Regions from separate parts of the Homo sapiens genome. Here region 2 is linked to region 1. Evidence: chromatin contacts called from ENCODE Hi-C or POLR2A ChIA-PET data. All regions are on one chromosome and are shown on one strand. The core of a region is the stretch at or near the end of the contact, and the rest is flanking DNA. Distances in the headings are between cores, read along the strand shown. Region 1 holds the start of NGF (nerve growth factor). Region 2 has its middle 63 kb from the start of NGF-AS1.

Region 1 (4,416 bases), core at 958-3,457:
CTGAAAGAGAATGAGAGTGTGAAGCCTCATTCCTTGCTCCCACTGGCCCTTGGGGCAGGAGAGTTGTGGGGTGGGCAATAGGAGAAGGCAAGAACCTCATTCCTTGGTACAGGTTAAAAGTAGGGAAAGAGTCACCAATACCGGGATGACTGCCCTGAGTGGGCCCAGTTCATTTCTCTGGTGGGCCTGGGCTGCTGTTGGAAATGCAGTGGTGCCAGCAGCTGGTTCTAAAATCCTCTGAGGTGCTCCTATACTTCTGTCAAATTAGTGTTCTCATGCCCCAGTGATCTTGGCTTCCCATTTTTGGTGCTTCCTTTTTCCCTTCACCTGCATAAAGATGTTGGGGAAAGAGTGGGGTAGGAGTTTGGCAACATGTGGCATTAACCCTATCCCCCTTCAACAAGAGGAATGTTCACTTTCTGTGTGAGTCAATTCCAGCTAGGCCAGTCTCAGCCCCCAGACCCGCCTGTCTCCTCTGACCCTCTGGAAACACTGCCCATCATGAATTGACATTTGGGTTGCTCAGGTTGACGTATGACTTATTCAACAAAAGAGACCCATCAGGTTTGATACAGCCTTTCTTCTTTCTTCTGTGACTCTGCAGAGGGAGAAAGTTTCAGACATTCAGGAGGAAACTGTAAACACAGGATAAGAAGGGCTGGCAGGGGCCAATGGCTGCTGCCCTTCTGCACTGCCTCGAGAAGGGGAAAGATTCCCTTCCAGCAGACTTAACTGACGGCTTCAAGAGTTTGAGGACCCTGGAGAGAAGTTACTGATGGGGTCTCCACTGTCATTTCTGCATTTGCAGAGTGCAGCTGGCTGTGCATGGATTGGGGAGGAGGGGACTGGCACTGGCAGTGGGTGTGCCCAGAGGATGGAGCCAGAACAATTAATCAAGTGACTTTTCTACAGGATTTCCATTGGCCTTGGATGACAGATGGGGCAGAGGCACCCAGGAGAGCACTATTTTGGTTTCCAGCTGGGAACGTGCACTAAGTTTTCCTTAATACCCACAGCACCCAAAAGGCTTTGCTGTAATACACTTTAATGCATGAAACACTCATAAATTATCCTTCGAACTGTTACAACTTCCAACCTGGAACAACTTGGAAAAACCAGCCTAGCAAGCAGGCTCTTTTTTAATCTCTCAAATCACAAGAGAAGAAAAAGTTCAAGCACGAAACACCTTCCTTAAGAATCTCGAAATTTTTTTTGTTTTGTTTTTGTTTTTTTTTTTTTTTTTTTTTTTTTTTTTTTTTTTTTTAGAAGGAGGTTTGTAATTAGAGGGAGCTAAGCTGCTTGTTTCTGCTGGCTCAAAGTTGCAGCTCCCTGACCCCTGAGTCCTCTCTCCCTCCCCTAGATCCTCCTCGCCTGAACTCAAGGCGCTCCCCGCCCTAACCTTCCACGCCCGCTTCTCCCACACCTGGCAGCAGACAGCTGGAGATGAAGCGTGTGACCCAAGTGGCAGGGCTGAACCTTGGCGACCTCTACCTGAGGTTGTCCAACGCGGCTCCGTGGAGGGCCCCGGTACGCCGGACGGACCCCGGCGTTGGCTCGCAGACTTCCTGCGTTAACCCCCGGGGCCCTCAGTCACGACTCCCAGCCCTTCCGAGACGCGCTGAGGGAACTGCCCCAGGTCTAGCGCGCCCCGTTCCGCTCCTCCCCCTACCTGGGGGCCGCGCAGCACTTTCCCTACTCGGCGCTCACCTCAGCCAGCGCGCTCTGCGCTCCCCCCGCGGTGCTGGCCGCCACTCCTCCCGCCCTGGCGCGCCAGCTGCCGGCGCATCCCTCTCCGCGCCCATTCGCTCTCCCTCACTTGCGCGTTATCCACTTCTAGCCCTCGAGCTAGACCCTGGCATGGCCGTGGGCTTCTGCAGGCGCCAGGGCTGCTCCCTGGACTGCAGGCCATCCTGGGACTAGGGACTCCACGACCAGAACTAACGCTGTTCCCTCGGTCCGACTCGTCCTCCCGCGAGGGTCCCGCGCCCCCACACCCACTCGGGACATTTCTCAGGGCTGCTCTTCGGCCTGCGGGAGCCTCGGGGGTAACCAGAGAGCTCGCCAGACCGGTATCCTTGCAAACTCTCCCGCGAAGCCCAGCCACCCCTGCCCGCGCCCGCGCTGCGCCCCTCTCGGGATCGGCTCGGGGCAGCCTGACTCACCGCTGCGCTCCCCTCCGGCTCCCAGCGCTCTCTGCTGTGCCGGAGCGCCGAGCTGCTCTCACACAGGCTTCTTGAATTCTTAGCCCCTCCTCCCGTACTCCTGAGTCACACGCTCCAAATCCTGGCCCCCATCCCTCCCCTCCCCACCACCAGCCCCGCACCTGCTGTGGCTGGGCTGTGGTGCCCGGCTGGAGGGGGTCCTGGGGACTACAGACGGATCGCTCCTGGAGGGCTGGCCAGACCCAGCCAGAGAAGGACTTTAAACCTTCAGAGGTCAAAGGGAAACCCACTGGGGTCTGAGGGGCCGCGCGCGCAAAGCCGGGAGGGGGAGTTTCTGGGGCACCGGCAGGGGTCGTTGGGCCGACTGGCTGGGGCTGGGCGGAGTTGCTCGCAGCTTCCCTCACCTCTCCGCCCTGCCCCCGCGCGTTGCCCTTCGCCAGTGCCTCCCTGGTCTGCCCGGCGTCGCCCTCGGTGCCCCAGGCATCGGCTGCTCCTTTTCTTCGGGGCGCCTTTCCTTATCCCAGGATAGGTGAGCACCCAGGGGGAGCTCCGCGAGGGGCAGGTGCCCAAGCTCCTCTGACAAGGGAAGGCGGCTGCAGAACCAGCTAGAAGGCCCCCAGGCCCGGCAAGTCCAGCATGGGGACAAGGGGCAGAGGACTTCAGGAGTCAGGAGCTAGAGCCGGGACCTTAACTTAAGGCCCTGGGTTCCAGGAACTTCCCGGAGTCCTTGGCCCCTCTGAAACTGTAGGCTGATTTGCGCGACTGTGTGCAATGCTAATATTCTTTTCTGAGCTGAAGGTCCGCAGCTTTCATCAGTTTTGCAAGGGGTCTGTGACCCCAGACTGATATAGCCAGCAAACCCTAGGCCCCCATGCCCCCCTCTCCACACTCCAGGCCCCACACAAATTCTTCCTGACCCTTCAAAATTTCTTGAGTTCCCTCGATTCAGCCTGACAGGAGAGCTTGCCTGACTTTCCCCTGCCCCTCTGCCAGGGCTGTTCCCACCCCAGCATAAAATGAGCAAGGGAGAAATACCCCTGAAGTCAAATTTGTCACCAAATGTGCATCATTAATTGTAGCATTCCAGGGGATTCGTAGCTCTTTGGAAATTTACAGCCCCACTCCCTCCCGTGTTGAGCTTGTCTGTGCCTTCGCTTCTTCCTATAGCAAAGGTGGGTTGGACCCCTACCCTGTATGGATGCCACAGAGGAGAAGTAGGTGTGAGGAGAGTAACAGGGAGGGAAGGTGGGGCACAGAATCTCCCTATTGCTGGTAACACCAGCCAGTGCAACTTAGCAGAAGGGCACCCTCCAGGGAACTGGGATTTAGTGAAGCAGATGATTCCTGTCCTAAGTCTGGGGGTGGTCATTTACCCTTAATGGATGGCACTTGAGCAAGATGAAGCCCTGACTAGGCATTTCCAACTCCCTTGATTCAGATTAGTCTTGAGGTCTTACTTCTTTCTATTTTCACGTTTGCTCCCATAAGAAAGTTCATTCCATTTACACATGCTCTGAGAAGGATGAAATAGGCAAAAAGCCCTGGAATTGGAAGTCAGCCTTAGCTTTGGTGTGACCTTGTTGTTTCCCAGCCTTAGGCTTGTCCACTTCTGACTTGTTCAGATACAGGCTGGTGTATGAACACACTTTGGAAGTGAGGGCAAGAGGCCAGGGAACACTGTGAATGGCCCTTTCTACAAAAGTAGTATCATAGTCGAGGTGATCCATTAGGAAATTTATCATCGTCAATTAAACAAAAGAATTTCCAGATAACAGGATGAATTCATCCATCAATCATGTCATGTATAAACTTGTTTGGAAAGCACTAGCCCCAAGCCTTACATAATAGCTGCCTGAGAATTTGGGTATGAAATTAAACTTTTAGAATAACAGAGAATTTGGTTGTTGAATGCAGAGCATTTGTATGTGTTCTTGTGGCATCATTCAGAAGGACAAAAGGATTTGGGACACTTGTGGTTCTTTTCCATGTGGTATGTAAGGGGGAAACTTTAAGTGATGTAAGCAGATTATAAGTTTGCTTATATGCTCCATCCTCACCCCCTAAATTGTTGGTCATATTCTTCTTGCACATGTTGATTTAATAAGAGCTCCTTTCTGCCCCTAACTACCTCTATTTCTGTCCCTGGACTTCAAGGATCTTGAGTAAATAAGAACATGTAAACAACAAACACAAAAATACTCCAAAGATTATTGATTGAGAGCCTACCATATGCCAGGCACTGTGTGCTGGCAGT
Region 2 (4,416 bases), core at 1,105-3,604, 120 kb before region 1:
TGTAGAACTTTGTCACCATGATGCTAAGCATCTTAATATTTTCAAAGCATTCTCCACTTTTCAGCCAGATGTTTGAAGTCAGGCAGATGTGCCTAATATTGCATAATTACAAAGCTGCTTACTCTCAGTTTCAGGAGGCAAACGTGGCCCAATCCAGGGAAATCAGCAGATGGCATGTCATGGCCATCGCAGATCTGAGGAGCTGGCCTTTGGGTGATTTCTGGTCCACATGACAAACATTCAAGGTGAATTAGAGGAGAAAAGCTACATGAAGTGATGTGCAAGTTGAAAAGAGAAAAGGGTGTGGTGCTATCCAGGAACCATCTAACGAAAAACCTCTTGCAAGGCAGATTGAGAATTTTAAAACAACACTCTCCGACCCAACTGCCCCGTGACATCTGTTAACACAAAAGGCAGAACTATTTCCAGGAAAAGCTCTCAGTGTTTGCAAGGGTGAGACCCTTCTGATGTTTTTGCAACTTTAGTTAAAGAGCCGAGGGATGGATTCACATCCTCGGCATTTCCCATGGGGGAACTCACAGACCGGTTGTACACAATGGTGTACATTCAAATGAAAAGAGAAAAAGTCAATCAGTTATCCAGATGTTTTTGAATTGTACCTGGACATAGCCACAGTGGGGATTTGGTCCATGGTAATAATATATTATTCTTGCAAGATGGTGAGAGAAAAATGTTCTGAAAGGAAAAAGAATGTGTTTTCTTCATACCCTTTTATACTTTCTTCTCCTTTTGGGGTTTATGTTTAACAGCATCCAGCAAAACAGAACATGGAGACTGAGGACAGAAAAGAGAAAGAAGCGTAGGGCAAGACCCCTCCTCCAAATTGCAGGTGGGTGCTCCTGGTTGGATAGAAATAGACTTGGAGTGGGGTAGGAGTTGTGGAAACAATACTTAGGCAGAGCCTGGCAGCTCCAGGGTGAAGGAGCAGATACATAGTAGGTGGGCACTCAGAAAGTATGAATGGCATTAAACACGACAGTTTGTTTCTCACATAGTTTTTTAGTATTTCTTTCTTTGAAGTCTAAACTTTCACCATTAGAAATCTAGTTCTTTGACTTAAGGAAAAGGTTCTCAGACATAAGTGTGCATAGGAGTCATCCTAGAAATATGTTAATTTGCAGGTTTCTGGGTGGAGGCCACTCTCAGAGATTCAGATTCAGTAGGTCTGGGGTGGTTCCCATGAATGTGCACTATGAACAAGTATCCCAAATGGTTCTAGCGTGTCTCTACTTTGTGAGACAATTAAGGCATTGCCTATTCCAGCTATTCTCTTTCAAAAGAAGACACAGGCTGCAAAGAGTAACCGTCCATCCACAGTATGGGAACCAGGTTCCAGAAAAGCTAGGGTCTAATCTCAGCTCTCCACCCTTCTTGCTGTATGATTTTGCGCCATACAAATACACTCTAAGAAATTCATTTTCCTCACCCACAAAATGGAGAAGAAAATTTTAGCCTAAATACCTGTCTGACTGATGGGTCAATGTAATAACATTATTAAATAAAATGATTAATGTAAAAGCCTTGAAGAGGCTTTGAAAAGTATTTCATTCTATCCACATATAAATTGTTCTTATTATTTCCCATTATCACCCATTAACACATGCATTTGAACTAGTTTGCGAGATTAAGCATTAGTGTAAGAGATGAACTTAGAGCGTAAGGGATAGCTCAGAAAGGGAAGGTGTGGGTAGTGCCACTGTGGCTTGCCCAAGGCTGCCAGGACGGCTCAGGAGGACCCCGAGATGGGGAGATAGGCGAAGTATGGGGATGAGGGGTGGGGTGAGCATTGGAGAAAATCTGAACTTCACAGTTTTGTTTCAGGTTTCAGGTTATTGGGCACTAATAATGTGCTTGGGGAGAGTTCTGTGTTTTTTACTCTCAAGATATTTTAATAAGCCTTGAGAGACCCACAGAGTAGAGTGTAGGAGGACAGTTTTTTGTGGAAAAATAAAGAAGAGGAACATTATGGAAATTGTATGGGAAAAGAATCAGCTTCAATGTAAAACTTAAAGAACGTATTCAAACCAACCACAGACGGCCTCTCACCTTCTGGATAATCTTGCTCTACTTTTGGACAACAAGAATGGTTGGCTATCTTCATATCCCCTAGGCTGGTTTAGAAATAGCCACTTCCTTTGGGAATTCAAGCCAATAAAGAACCCTGCCTTCCAAGGGTGGAGAACTGAGCTATGTGTGTGTGCATTCATCTCCCACAAAGAGGGGCGTAACATCTCCATCTCCCCTGCTGCTTGCGATTAGCAAATTTGGGAACAGGGGAATGATGCCTGTCTCTTCCTTAGCACAGAACGTCAGAGGCCCGAAGATGTGATTCCTAAGGGAAGGGAGGAAATATGTACAGGGTGGACTGGGGAGCAGGGCCAGTTGCACAAGGAGCCTGCAGTGGAGAGCTCAACATGAGCCTGGATCCAGCAGATTACATCTTGGCCAGCTAGACCATTCTGAATCAGACAGATCCCGAAGCTCCCTGCCTGTGTTGTCAGCTCAGGGCACCAACTAGAGTTCGTGCAGCCACTTGGCATGGCACTGTTGGGGCACTGAAGGACATCTGCTTCCGGGGTTGGGGGGGTGGGGGAAGTGGCAGACTTTAAAAACCAGTGGAGAGGGTGAGACAGGAAATGAAGAGCAACACATTTCTCATTTAAAATTTTGTGGAGAGGGGAAACAAATGGAGACTGGATTATCAACTGGGAATTTGGCCTGGAACCGCGGAGTCAGGAATGCTGAAGGGATGGGGTCCAACCTGACTGCAGAAGGCCAGGGAGGCCTTCTGTGGTCAGGGGGAGTCGGTCGGGCGCAGAGGCCTGGCTGATGGGCTGGATGGGACCCTGCCTTGCTAGTGAGGCCCCCACTGAAAAGTCTCTTGCTCATCCTGAGCTCAGAGAAAGGAAGGCACCATGCAAACGTGGAGCTGTTTTCACGTCTCTAACACGTCCCAGATTTGTGCTGCTGAGAGTCCGGTCCAATCCTGTGAAATTCCTGCTGTTTTTCTGTTTCTAACAAAACCACAGGGTGAGATGTCAAGACTGCTGCTTCCCTGATCAAGATAACAGAATGGGCCACAGTGAAGGCTCTAGAGGAACAGGAATATGGATAAACCCCAGCTCTGGAAAAAATCCCAAATCGTGAAGAATTCGATTTGGAATTGTGTGTATGTGTGTGTGTGCTCGTGTGCGCCTGTGTGTATGTGAGGAGGAGGCATAAAGAGAGAGAGTGGGGGTGGGCAGGGGAGGAGAATAGCGGGCTTATGCGTATTGTGCTTGTTTTGGCTGGTATTAAAATGCATCAGCATTTCCTGAATCCTCATGGACTATTGACAGGTTCTGAGATACCTTGAAGAATTTGTGGGCAGAGGGGTGGGGGGATGTCACCTTGTGATGACAAATTGGGTGGAAAACTTTTTAAATAATGAAGTCATATACGTGTAATGAAGTGTTTATTGCACTTGAGGATTCTTTTTAAATGGAATGTGTTGTAAATTGTTGGTAATGTTTCTATTCCTTTTCATTATTTTCTCACCAGTCTGGGAGTGGAAGAGAATTTTTTCTTCCATATGCAAAGTAGGTTTTAAAGCATCCCTCTGGGCCAGCTCGGCCCTCCGAGGTGACTGGTGACTCCAGTGCACCTGAGGAGTCTGATTAACTTATGGATATATGTATGGGAGGAAAACAGAGAGGAAAAGCACAGATGGGCTCCTGAGAACCGGGGCTATCATTCTGGGACAGGGGCATGTGGTTTTTGACACCCTGCTTGGGGACACTGCCTTTATACCCCCAGTGGCAGCAAACTTGCTACTTACTGCTTAGAACACAGAAGCATTTTTTTGTTGCTGCAGTTTTGCTAGACTCCTGAAGGGGAAAAAGTCCTCTCGTTTTTACATTGCTTTGGCTGTTAACCCTTCTGAGTTGAGTGTGAGGTTGAGATCTTTGGCCTATTGGGATGGACAGCTTGCTTTCTTGGGCTCTTTTGAAATGTAGCTTCATGGCTCTCTCCCCCTTCTCTTCACACAGTCCTTTAGGAATTTCTGGAGAGGTAACCTGGGGTCTCCCCAAGCTTCCTGCAGCCCAACCAACCAACCCACCAACCTGGCTGATGCATATGTGGAATATCGGCTTCCTGTTCTCTGAAGGGCAAAAAGGACACTGAAGTATAGCCTACAGGCTCTGCGGCCCAAAGCTCATTAAGAAGATAATAGATTTAGGCCAGCCGCAGTGGCTCACGCCTGTAATCCTAGCATTTTAGGAGGCCTAGGTGGGTGGATTGCCTGAGCTCAGGAGTTCGAGATCAGCCTGGGCAACATGGTGAAACCTCGTCTCTACTGAAATACAAAAAATTAGCCAGGCCTGATGGTGTACGCCTGTAGTTCTAGCTACTCGG

What was found. Hi-C counts contacts between places; a loop is a spot of excess contacts on that map. ChIA-PET counts read pairs that join two places held with the same protein, here RNA polymerase II (POLR2A). Pooled maps may share reads with other maps.
Region 2: a loop to region 1 is called in a map of Right ventricle myocardium inferior, with 2.3 times the contacts of the local background. The contact joins the enhancer-like site here to the promoter of NGF in region 1. A Hi-C loop is called at or near these places in 3 of 168 maps with a recorded cell type or tissue (PC-3, Right ventricle myocardium inferior and ovary) and 1 of 50 pooled maps. POLR2A ChIA-PET finds 5 or more read pairs at or near these places in 3 of 52 experiments (Caco-2, SK-N-SH and activated CD4-positive, alpha-beta T cell).

The regions. Positions count from the first base shown.
Region 1 is chr1:115,336,042-115,340,457 of GRCh38, forward strand. It overlaps NGF (nerve growth factor), which reads right to left and starts at 2,208. Exons shown (of 3, transcript NM_002506.3): 1 at 2,163-2,208. The region is part of intron 1 of NGF-AS1 (NGF antisense RNA 1); the gene reads left to right.
Region 2 is chr1:115,217,749-115,222,164 of GRCh38, forward strand. No RefSeq gene overlaps it. Among named protein-coding and RNA genes, the nearest start is that of NGF-AS1, 63 kb to the right of the region's middle. Within about 2 kb of position 2,355, at least 4 of the 41 ENCODE cell types and tissues checked have a DNase peak (open chromatin) inside an H3K27ac peak, as active enhancers do.